Regions from separate parts of the Homo sapiens genome. Here region 2 is linked to region 1. The links are chromatin loops, found by intact Hi-C in ENCODE. Cell type or tissue: Caco-2. All regions are shown on one strand.

The links. A loop is a pair of places that touch in the nucleus more often than their neighbours do. Peaks named below come from ENCODE experiments on the same cell type or tissue, not always from the same donor. Only the 100,000 strongest peaks of a DNase experiment are listed, where the experiment ranks them.
Region 2: a loop joins it to region 1, with 6 times the contacts of the local background. A loop is called at or near these places in 10 of 110 quality-filtered maps.

Annotation. Positions count from the first base shown.
Region 1 is chr9:38,043,828-38,048,827 of GRCh38, reverse strand. All of the region lies in intron 1 of SHB (SH2 domain containing adaptor protein B), which reads left to right. Among named protein-coding and RNA genes, the nearest start is that of SHB, 23 kb to the left of the region's middle. RefSeq lists enhancers at 1-892, 682-976, 423-1,622, 893-1,886. In Caco-2, no CTCF peak of the experiment used is centred here; DNase peaks (open chromatin) are centred at 887, 1,387, 1,657 and 1,997; H3K4me3 peaks cover 575 bases.
Region 2 is chr9:37,966,531-37,971,530 of GRCh38, reverse strand. All of the region lies in intron 3 of SHB (SH2 domain containing adaptor protein B), which reads left to right. Among named protein-coding and RNA genes, the nearest start is that of SLC25A51, 65 kb to the right of the region's middle. In Caco-2, no CTCF peak of the experiment used is centred here; DNase peaks (open chromatin) are centred at 2,250 and 4,780.

The DNA of each region.
Region 1 (5,000 bases):
TTGGCAAAACCAAAAACTGGAAATTACCTAAATATCCAGCCATGGGAAGTGGCTAACGTGTGGCCTAAAGTGAGAGGGAATACAGCCAACAAAAGCTGAGTTGAGTAACTCCACTGCAATATCGTTAAGATGGAAAACACTCAACAATGTAATACTTTTTCATTTTTTGTATGTGTATTTATCATTATTATTTTGAGGCAGGGCCTTGCTATGTCACCCAGGCTAGAGTGCAACAGTGCCATCATAGCTCACAGCAACCTCCACCTCAAGGGCTGAAGAGATCCTCCAGACTCAGCCTCCCACGTAGCTGGGACTACAGGCACTCACCACCATGCCCAGCTAATTTAAAAATTTTATGTAGAGTCAGGCTCTCACTGTGCTGCCCAGGCTGATCTCAAACTCAAGTGATCCTCCCACCTCAGTTCCCAAAGTGCTAGGATTACTGGCATGAGCTGCTGCAACTGGCCAGAAGTAATACTTTTTTAAACGCAGGATATAAAAAATGATGAATATTTGTATTCTTTTCCAATTACTGCATTCCCACCGACATATGTAGAAAAAAGACTGGAAGGAAATCGACCAAAATGTATACACTGGTTATCGCTGGAAGGTTGGAATATTTTACAGTTTTTAAAAACAAATGCAAATCATTTAATTACTATTGGAAATTTTTTTGAAGTGGTAACATTGCAAGCACAACGTGAGGAGGGGGATGAGAAGGTGAGGTAAGGGAGCACAGGCTCTCCACCTCCCAGCAGAGTTTTTGCTGGGGCCATCTGAATGAGTTGTTGAACTTCAAAGCCGCTGAGTGTCTCATTGTGTTGGAATGCTGGCGATGAGGATCACAGGAAGTGGTGACAAGCCCTTTGTTATATAAGCTCACCAGGCTTGCTCATTGGTGCCAGCTTTGGCCCTTAGTGTTCGATCGGGACTTTATCTGTCTGTGTCCGGGGCCACAGCGTTAGCTCGGGCAAGGACCTGTGCGGGAACTGCATAGTCAGGCACAGGAAGCTGCAACTCACACCCTTGTTTGCTTAACACCCACTGGCGCATTGGGCTATTCCATGAAAGGAGAAAGGACAAAGTGGAGGGATTTACTGGCGCTATTCCTGACCTGTAAAGATGGGGGATTTTCCCTTGCCTCTTTGGAAGAAATCTGTCTCACATCCTCCAAAAGCAAGAGCAACCTGCTTTTTGATCTGCTGCTGTTTCTCAGTTCCTGTTAGTTCTGTGTTTATAATTGTGGTCCTGCTGAAGGCATTAGCCAAGAGGGGTAGGAATGTTGCAGTTCCAGAGCCAGATTGCAGTTTTCCCCTCTGTTAACTTCCCTGTTGGAGGCAGGCAGGGCCATTCCTCACACAGGACAGGTGCTCAGTGAAGCCTTGCAGTCTCCAGTTTTCTGCACCGAAGGGGAGGTGTGTGTACACACTTGTGGGTAAGAAGATTGGACCGCTGCAACTAGAAAATAGCTCAGCCTTGTGCCTGAAGTGATTAGCTGCTTTCAGTTGAGCACTTACTGTATGCTATACTCTGCTGGGTGCTTCAGGTACATCTCTCATTGGAGTCCTCACAGGAATTGTGTAAGGAAGATACTATTTTTCATACAAGTAAGCAGACTTGGAGAGGTCAGGGGACATACCCAAGGCCTGCCAAACTTCTCTGTTTTTATTGACATTCCTGTGTTATCTGGATACCAGGGACTGGACTCTTGGAGAACATGAACTCATTTTTCACTCATCCCCCACAGCTGGCACTGAACCTGAAACACTGGCCACTTTGGGTACGTTGAACCTTGAGGTGCCATGGCTAGGTGATGTTGGCAAGGCCCCTCCCCTCCCTGGGCCACAGTGTCTGCATTTGTAAAAAGGCCAGGTGTTCTTTTCTCTCACCAGGCCCCATCTTTTCCAAAAACTTCCCAGGACAGCCCTTAACAGCCCTCTCCAGACCGCAGGTTCCTGTGGAATGTGGTTTGTCTTGTAAGAGGTAGTCATAAGCCACAAGCGACGAAGGGATTTTTACTGTCAGGCCTGTCAGGCCGAGGCCCAAACATTATATGACTGTTGTCCCCAATTAATGAGACACAAGAAACCAAGTTGTGCAACTTTACAATGAAGCCACATCTCATTGCGATTTCAATTCCTTCCGTGTTAGAGGCTTGCGTCCTGCCCCTGGCAAGTTTGTATGTTTCATTGCTTGGCGTGATCACCCACCTTTTCACCTAAATTGGTTTGGAAAAGCCGTGGGCAGTTTCTAGAAATTAAATCCACTCCAGAGTATGGAAGATTGACCACCCAAGATGTTCAGAGGAATGTGGTGTCTCCTGAGGGCCCTACTCGGAGAAGGAGGACCCGGGGGGGCTTCGAGCATCAGTATATTGCCCTCAGGGCAACTGCTTGTTCTTGTTTGCCTGTATTCAATTCTTATGTGTCTAACACAGAGGTCACAAACTTTTTCTGTAAAGGGCCAAATAGTATTTCAGGCTTTGCAGCAACACGGTTTCTGTTGCCTCTGTTCACTTCTTCAGGGAGCCACAGACAATATATAAATGAGCAGGCCTGGCCACGTTCAGCAATGCTTTACTTACAGAAGTGAAGCTTTGCCCAACCCTGGCTGAAAACATTAGGTGCCTCTTTTCTTTTTTTTTCTTATCTCGGCTCACTGCAACTTCCGCCTCCCGGTTTTGAGCGATTCTCCCACCTCAGCCTCCTGAATAGCTGGGATTACAGGCACACACCACCACGCCTGGCTAATTTTCGTATTTTTAGTAGACACAGGGTTTCATCATGTTGGCCAGGCTGGTCTTGAACTCCTGACCTCAGGTGATCCGCCCTCCTCTGCCTCCCAAAGTGCTAGGATTACAGGCGTGAGCCACCTGTGCCTGGTGCCTCTTTTCATAATCATGACCCATGTTAACTTGTAATCTCTGTGTTTTATACATACCCATTTTGACCTGATTGTTTTGACCCCACTCCCTCTTGGTTTCTTTCAAGCTGTCTCTGGCCTAGACACGCTAGAAGATCTTTAATCAATCTTTACATTGCACAGAAGTTGCCCACGTTCTCATGTCAAAAAACATACGTCTTTTTAAAATGCACCGTTTTTATTGTACCTGTGTTGTGCTGTGTAGGATCTCACGTTGTATAGTCAGGTTCATTACAAAGTGGTAGGAAATTGATATGTTGTCAAATTGTTTATTGTTGTGGCTTTGTTTTTTTTGGAGACAGGGTCTCACTCTGTTGTCCAGGCTGAAGCGCAGTGGCACAATCCCGGCTCACTGCGACCTCTACCTCCCAGATTCAAGAGATTCTCCTGCCTTAGCCTCCCGAGTAGCTGGGATTACAGGTGCGCGCCACCTATCGGCTAATTTTTATATTTTTAGTAGAGACTTGGGGGTGGGGGGGGTCTCACCATGTTGACCAAGCTGGTCTCGAACTCCTGGCCTCAAGTGATCCACCCACCTCAGCCTCCCAGAGTGCTGGGATTACAGGCGTGAGCCACCGCACCTGGTCGTTGTGGCTTTTACAAATGTTACTAGAAGAAAAGTTCCATACCTGATATCCCATGTGGCTGTAGTCTTGACCCTTTTGATTTGTCCTTTATCTTCTGTCTTCCAAAAGTGAGTCTGGACGTGTCATCATTTAGACACTACCCATGGCTTCTATCATGTCCAGACTCATAGCTTGACATTCCAGCTGACCCTTACCTCTTGGAAAGGCTTCTTTTTACTCCATCCCTTCCATGACAGCCAGCTGGGAACCTCTGACCTTGTGCCAGGATGCAAGGCTCACCTGTATGCCTCTGTGTCTTCACTTGTGTGTCACACCTTTATCCTCCTCATCCTCTTAAGTTCAGCTCAGCTGTCCTGCCATTTGGGAGGCTTCCTGACCTCCCACCCCTCCCTCCTCTGTGTACACATGTCCACACCTCTGGCGGAAGCAGTCACACCATGTCATGGCTCCTGGAGAGCCACAGTGAGAGCCCTGCACCTTGCACGGGGCCTGACCCCAGAGTGGATGCAGGAGTGCTTGTCAGATAAGTGATCTCAGAGAGGTTGATTGAAGAGCCAGTATGCTGTAAAACCCCAATAGTCCCCAAATTGCCAGTAACTCCAACAAGGGAAAAAACCTCCAAACTCCAGTGCCCTCCAGAGCAGCCAAGACTCTACATTTTAGGCTTCTAGTGGCCTCATGCAGGCCTGTGCTGCCTGCCTTTTGGTGTGGTGGTGGGCATTGGAAAGAGCAGCTTTGATTCTCCTCAGTGGCAGGTGGGAGTGATGATTAAAAACAGTTAGTAATTACCACCTCCTCTATGGAGAGCTTTTAGCTGGGGACTTGTGTGTGATCTGCAAAGGATTCAGGACCCATGAGACCTTAGGAGTGCTTCAGCTCCTTCAGCATCATGCTTGGCACATAGTAGGTGCTTAGTAAACGTCTTATAGATGAATAAATGAATTAGATTAGAAAGAGACTTTTCTGGAAAGAGTTGTTGCAGCCAGATTGAAGGGCTGCAAATACCATACTAAGGAGTTAATTGAGCCTTTGGCCCACAGGCAGTGGGACTCCAGGACAGGTTTGTGCAGGGAGGGACGTCTGCACAACATGTGTCGCGCTCACCCCATTATTTGCCCTTTCCGGTGTGACTGAGTTGCCAGATAATGAGGTGTTGGGCTGCACAAAGCGCTTCCTTGTGCTAGAGAGAGGCAGGGCCTGCCTTGAAGCCAGTTGGCCACCGGCCTCCTCCCTGTAATTTATGTGCAGTGGCAGGTTAGAGTGGGCTGCCAGGCAGAACCAGGGCATGCCCGCTTCTCCAGGTCAACACCTTGGTGTGCTGGTTCCAGCATAGGGGCCATGGCCCTGGATTGAGGCCTGGCCCTGAGCTTTCTCTGCCACCAGTGCGTTCAGGGAGAATGGTTTCTTTTCTTAATTTTTTTTTTTTTTTGAGACGGAGTTTTGCTCCTGTTCCTCAGGCTGGAGTGCAATGGCATAATCTCTGCTCACCTC
Region 2 (5,000 bases), 77 kb after region 1:
ATCTCACTCAGGAGCTGGAGGGGTCCTATGGGCACCAGCCTTCTCTTCCCATGTCTGTGGACAGAGTCCATTAGGCGCAGCATTGGCAGGTGAGAAGCATCCTCACTGTTACTGTCGCTGGAGGGAAAGTGGAGAGGTGGGTGGGCCACCTCTCAAGTGGTGAGGATAAGTTGAAGCAGCTCGGTTAGATTGCTGATGTGTTGCCACAGCCCCATGTGTAAAACCAGAAGTGCAGCTTCCCGGGAAGGATGGCGAGGACCCCCACCTGAGTCAGTGTTGTGTGTGCATGAGAGTGTACATCCATCTGCATGTGTGTGGGTGTGTATGCAAGTGTATGCACTCACACTTGAGCGAGTCGTTGGTGTGGTCAGTGAGTAAGGCAGCTTGGCTGGGCCCCATCCTTAGCATAGTACCTGTCAGAAATGCCCTGTGCAGTTTTTTCTTGGCTTTTGGGAGCTCTCTGCACTGAGTCTTTGGAGCCTGAGGTGCAGGATCCATAGCTGGAGGAAGAGCTGTATGGGGTGGAGTTGGCTGGCCAAAATCATTACCCTCTCCTTTCACCCCTTATATTTGCTGATTGTGCAGATTTGGCCTGGATGGGGAAACTTGGGCGGGGAATGGGGTCAGTGCTTTCAAATTTCCAAAGGGTGGAGAGTGTGGGGGACTCCTAAGGGACAGACCTGGGCCTGCCAAAGGGGGAGTCACAGGGATGTAGGGCCCAGGTGAAGGGTAAGAATTTTGGTTAGAACTGAATGTGTGTAATGAGCTTCCCATCACTGGGGGTTTGCAAGCAGAAGCTTGAGCGAGGCAGGGCTCTGACAAAGGGCGTGTCCTGGGAGGTCAGTCTGCAACCAGCTCTGGGTATGCATCCAGGCTTCATTCCATCAGAGCCTCAGCGTGCTGGTCAGAGACAGGGAGAGGGGAAGATGGCTGAATTAGCTCCATCCATCTATGAAGCAAAAGTGCCTTCCAGCTTTCAAAGCACTGTCCCGAATTGCGTTCAAGAAAAGCACCTCTCAGGCACTGCCTCAGCATTCTCCACCGGGGCGCCCTTCTTGGGCAGTGTTTCTGGAAGTCAGCGCCTTCCTTCCCATCTCATCAGGCTGGGGCTGCCACCGCGGAAGGCTCAGTTATCACTTCCCAGTTGTCACAAAAACAGCTCTTAGAGTGTGTGAGGTGGCCCCAACTTCTTAGGAATGAAAGTTTCCCCTTCTCTGAGAATGGCTGACATGGAATTTAATTAAGGATTCAGAGAGTTGTTGGTGAGAAATACTTGGAGCCGTCCAAACAGCAAACCCTGGGTGTTCGTTGCCTGCTCTTCTCCAGGAAGCTGACTGTGGCCTCACCAGACCCCCACTCCCACTTGTCGGATCCCAATCCCCAGGACAATGCCCAGTCAGGTTCCACCACGGGCTGCTGGCTGCAGGGAGTGGACTGCAGCTCTGCCTCCACAGGGAAGTGATGTGGCTTCCATCAAGCTGTCAGCCCCCTTCCCACCCGGCAGAGACACCAGCCTTCCAGAGCAGGCTAGACTCTGTTCCTGGCCCACTTTGAATCACCCCAGGAGTCTTTACAGCAACCAGCAAGGCCAGCAGTTGGGTCTAGAAATGGCCTTCTTGCTCTGTCCCCAACCCACCCCCGCCAGGTGCAGCTTGGGCCCACACGAGGCCTATGTGGCACCCCCTGCCCAATGTTGGGAAGGGGACAAGGAGCCTTGGATGATGTCATGGTGTCTGGGGGTGGTGCAGGTTGGTGTGGCAGGTCTACCTGGTTGCCAGGCTGTGTGGCACAGATTGCAAGATGGACAAATGGAACCTGAGCAGAAAGTGGCCACGTAGGGAGGGGCCCACAGGCAGGGACCAAGGAGCCGGGGTGGATAGCCTGTAGAAGCAGACCTCGGTGGAGGTGGCAAAGACACCAAATCGGTGTCTTCACACCTCTGAAGGACCAGTGTGAGGACTGGGCATGAACATGTCCTGGGAGTCTCAGTTTCTCCACCTGGGAAGTAAGACCAGTAGTTCCCACTTCAGAAGGGTCTTGGTGAGATTTGATGGGTATCACATCAGGAAAGTACTGGCATTGTTGCTAGCATTTACTGAGCACTTTCTGTGTGCATTCTCTCATTCAATCCTCATAATCACCCTCTGGGAGGTTAGTTTCCTCCTTTTACAGATAAGGAAGCTAAGGTCCCATGAGAAGAAATAACTTGGCTGGGGGCCCAGCCCATGGCTGGTCAGCAGCAGAGCCGGACTTTGAACCTGTCAGCTCCAACTCCAGAGCCCCTGCCCTAACCCAGTCAAATGTCTGGCCTCTCTGGTGCTATCCAAGATGCTGCAGGAAATATGATTGGAGCTCTCATCCCCCCACAGCCCTCAAGAGGTATCGCATGCCCTTCATCTCACTTGCACTAATTTCTTCATCTCACTTGCACTAATTTCTGCGACATCTACACCAGGATATGTAACTGGGTGGTGGCTTCCCACCTGAAATGGATCCAGTCAGGGTTTCTGTGGGGGACTGGGTTCTGGAGGTTCGTGCTTTCATTGGAGGGGGACCAGCGCCATCCCATGGGTTGGTCTTCTCCTACCACCACTCAGCACAGAGAGGGGCCCGTATACCATAGAGTCCCACATACCATAGAGTCCCACTCCCTGTCCTTCTGGGGAAACTAAGGCTCAGAGTGGAGAAGGGAACAGCTGGAGACCTCATGGCAGAGCCAGTCAGGCCATACATAGAGGAATGACCAGCATTTCCTTTTAACCCAGTGAGTAAACGGCTATGTCTTTAATAATTTGCACTTGTATCTGAGAAGTAAGTAACTGCAGCTCTTGAGCTTGATAGAGGAGCCAGATGACAGGAGGGTGTGTGAAGGGCACCCCCCAGACCTTCTTGAGAAACTAAGTCATCTCATTTCGATTCACCATCTGAAGCTTTGTCTCCGTGAAAGTTACTCTTCAGGCAGTGTCCTTGGCTCAGCCAGGTCTGCCTCATAGCAAAGATAAAAGACACATGACTCAAATACTGCTCAGCATACTTATTTTGGGTACTTATCTGTCTTCCCCACTAGCTCCTTGGCAGATTTCTCTGCCCTAGAAGTTTAGGACAGTGTCTTGCATGTTGGGACCCATGGGGCAATGGGATGAGTCAGACAGTCCCAAGTTCACATGCCGGCTCCACCCTTCACCACTTCGGGACCTGAGACAGACTGTTCAGTCTCCCTGAGCCTTAGTTTACTTATCTGTAAAATGGGGATGGTCACAACTTCTCACACTGGATCTCTGTGTTGATTAAATAAAAACAAAAGATCTGAATGAAAAGACATGGTAAGCCCTAAAGGATCATTTGGTGTTTTGGTTTTCAGAATTGGTTTTGGTGTTCAGAGGGGGCTTGCTGTATTACATAAAATTCAATTTAACATAAAAACCATGTTGCATAAAGAAGTACTTAGTGGCCACAGAGGACCTGTTTCCAAAGCTCATTCCCAGTTATGCCTGGCAATGGGAAGCACGGATGGTGTGGAAAGCACCACTTCTTCAGGAAACCCCATATCCCAATTCCAGCAACAGTTCTAACGAGTCCCCTGGTTCTTCCATTCTTTACTCAGTCCCTCCCGAGGATTGGGCCACTGGTCCCCTGGGTGGGAGAGGGTCCCCAGGGCCTTCCTCCGATCCGCGCCTTCCCTATTCTAGGTCTGACATGTCTGTGGATTTCTTTTTTGCCTGGAGCAGTAAGTCTTAAACTTGAAGGCATCAGAATCACCTGGAGGAAGTGTTATACAGATTGCTGGGGTTCCACCCCCAGGGTTCCTGATTCGGTAGATCCGGGGTGAGGCATGGGAGTTTGCATTTCCAACAGGTTCCCAGGTGATGCTGATGCTGCCATCTGGCGACCCCACTTTGAGAACATAGAGGGTACAGAGTACATGCTTTGTATTAGGTGTGGGGTTGGGATAGAGTTAGGGAGGGGAAGTCACCTCCTCCAGGAAGCTTTCCCTGACACAACCGGTTCCTTCCCCTCTGTGCTTCTACTACACCCTGTACTGGAGTACATTGGTTTATTCGGAAATAGCTAGATACGCACTAGACACTGTCAGCGTGTGGGGTGCTTATGCTATGGTATCACCCCTTAGCCAGCCTCCCTCTTGAGTTTTGACACCTTCAAAGCCTCATCAAATGAGGCTAAAAGGGAAAGTAAGGCCCCAGGTATGTCTATTTCCTAAACAACTATGAATCATCTCAGAGCCAGCTCAACTAGCTAATTTAAAATAATCCCATTAAGGTAAGGAAGGATGGGGAGGAACCAGGGACAGGAAATTAACATTTATTGAGCAATAATTATAAACCTGGCATAGGTTAACCCTACAGAGCCTTGCAAGGTAGGGTTCACTTCATTGTCGTCACTCAGATGACAGTAGTGAAGCTCAGAGAGGGTGAGCAGCTTGCCCACAGTCACACAGCTGTGAACTTGGGCCAGTCTGACTGCACAGCACTTGTTCTCTCCACTGCTGCCTTGATATCCTGTGTGTGGCTGGGGTCAGGCTGGAATTCCCTTGCACACCGGTACAAGGCAGAAGCAGTTGCACCCATACCATGTTGCCCTCGTGACTTGTCACCGTCCCCCTCAAACACAGTCGCTCTGAAGCTGGTTTAACACCACCATTGTGTGTGTAGGGCACTGCTCCACACTTGCTATTCCCACCAAGCTATGTGACTCATCTTCACGTGCTCAGAATAAACAGGGCCCCGGCATCTGCAGAGGGTCCCTTGGAGAACCTTAAACCCGGCCACCACCACCACCTGTCCTAGCCAGGAGAATGCTGTCTCTTCCAAACTGGCTCCCCTTAGGCTCCCATGATGCTTCCTGTCCCCTGTATAGCTTCCCAGAATGCCTTGAGCCTGTGAGGAAATTAACAATTGTGTTGGTACCAAATGCTTTTTGCTATGTAATGAGTAACAGTTGTAATTAATGTTTAACACCTGTGAACAGCAGGTCTGCCCAGG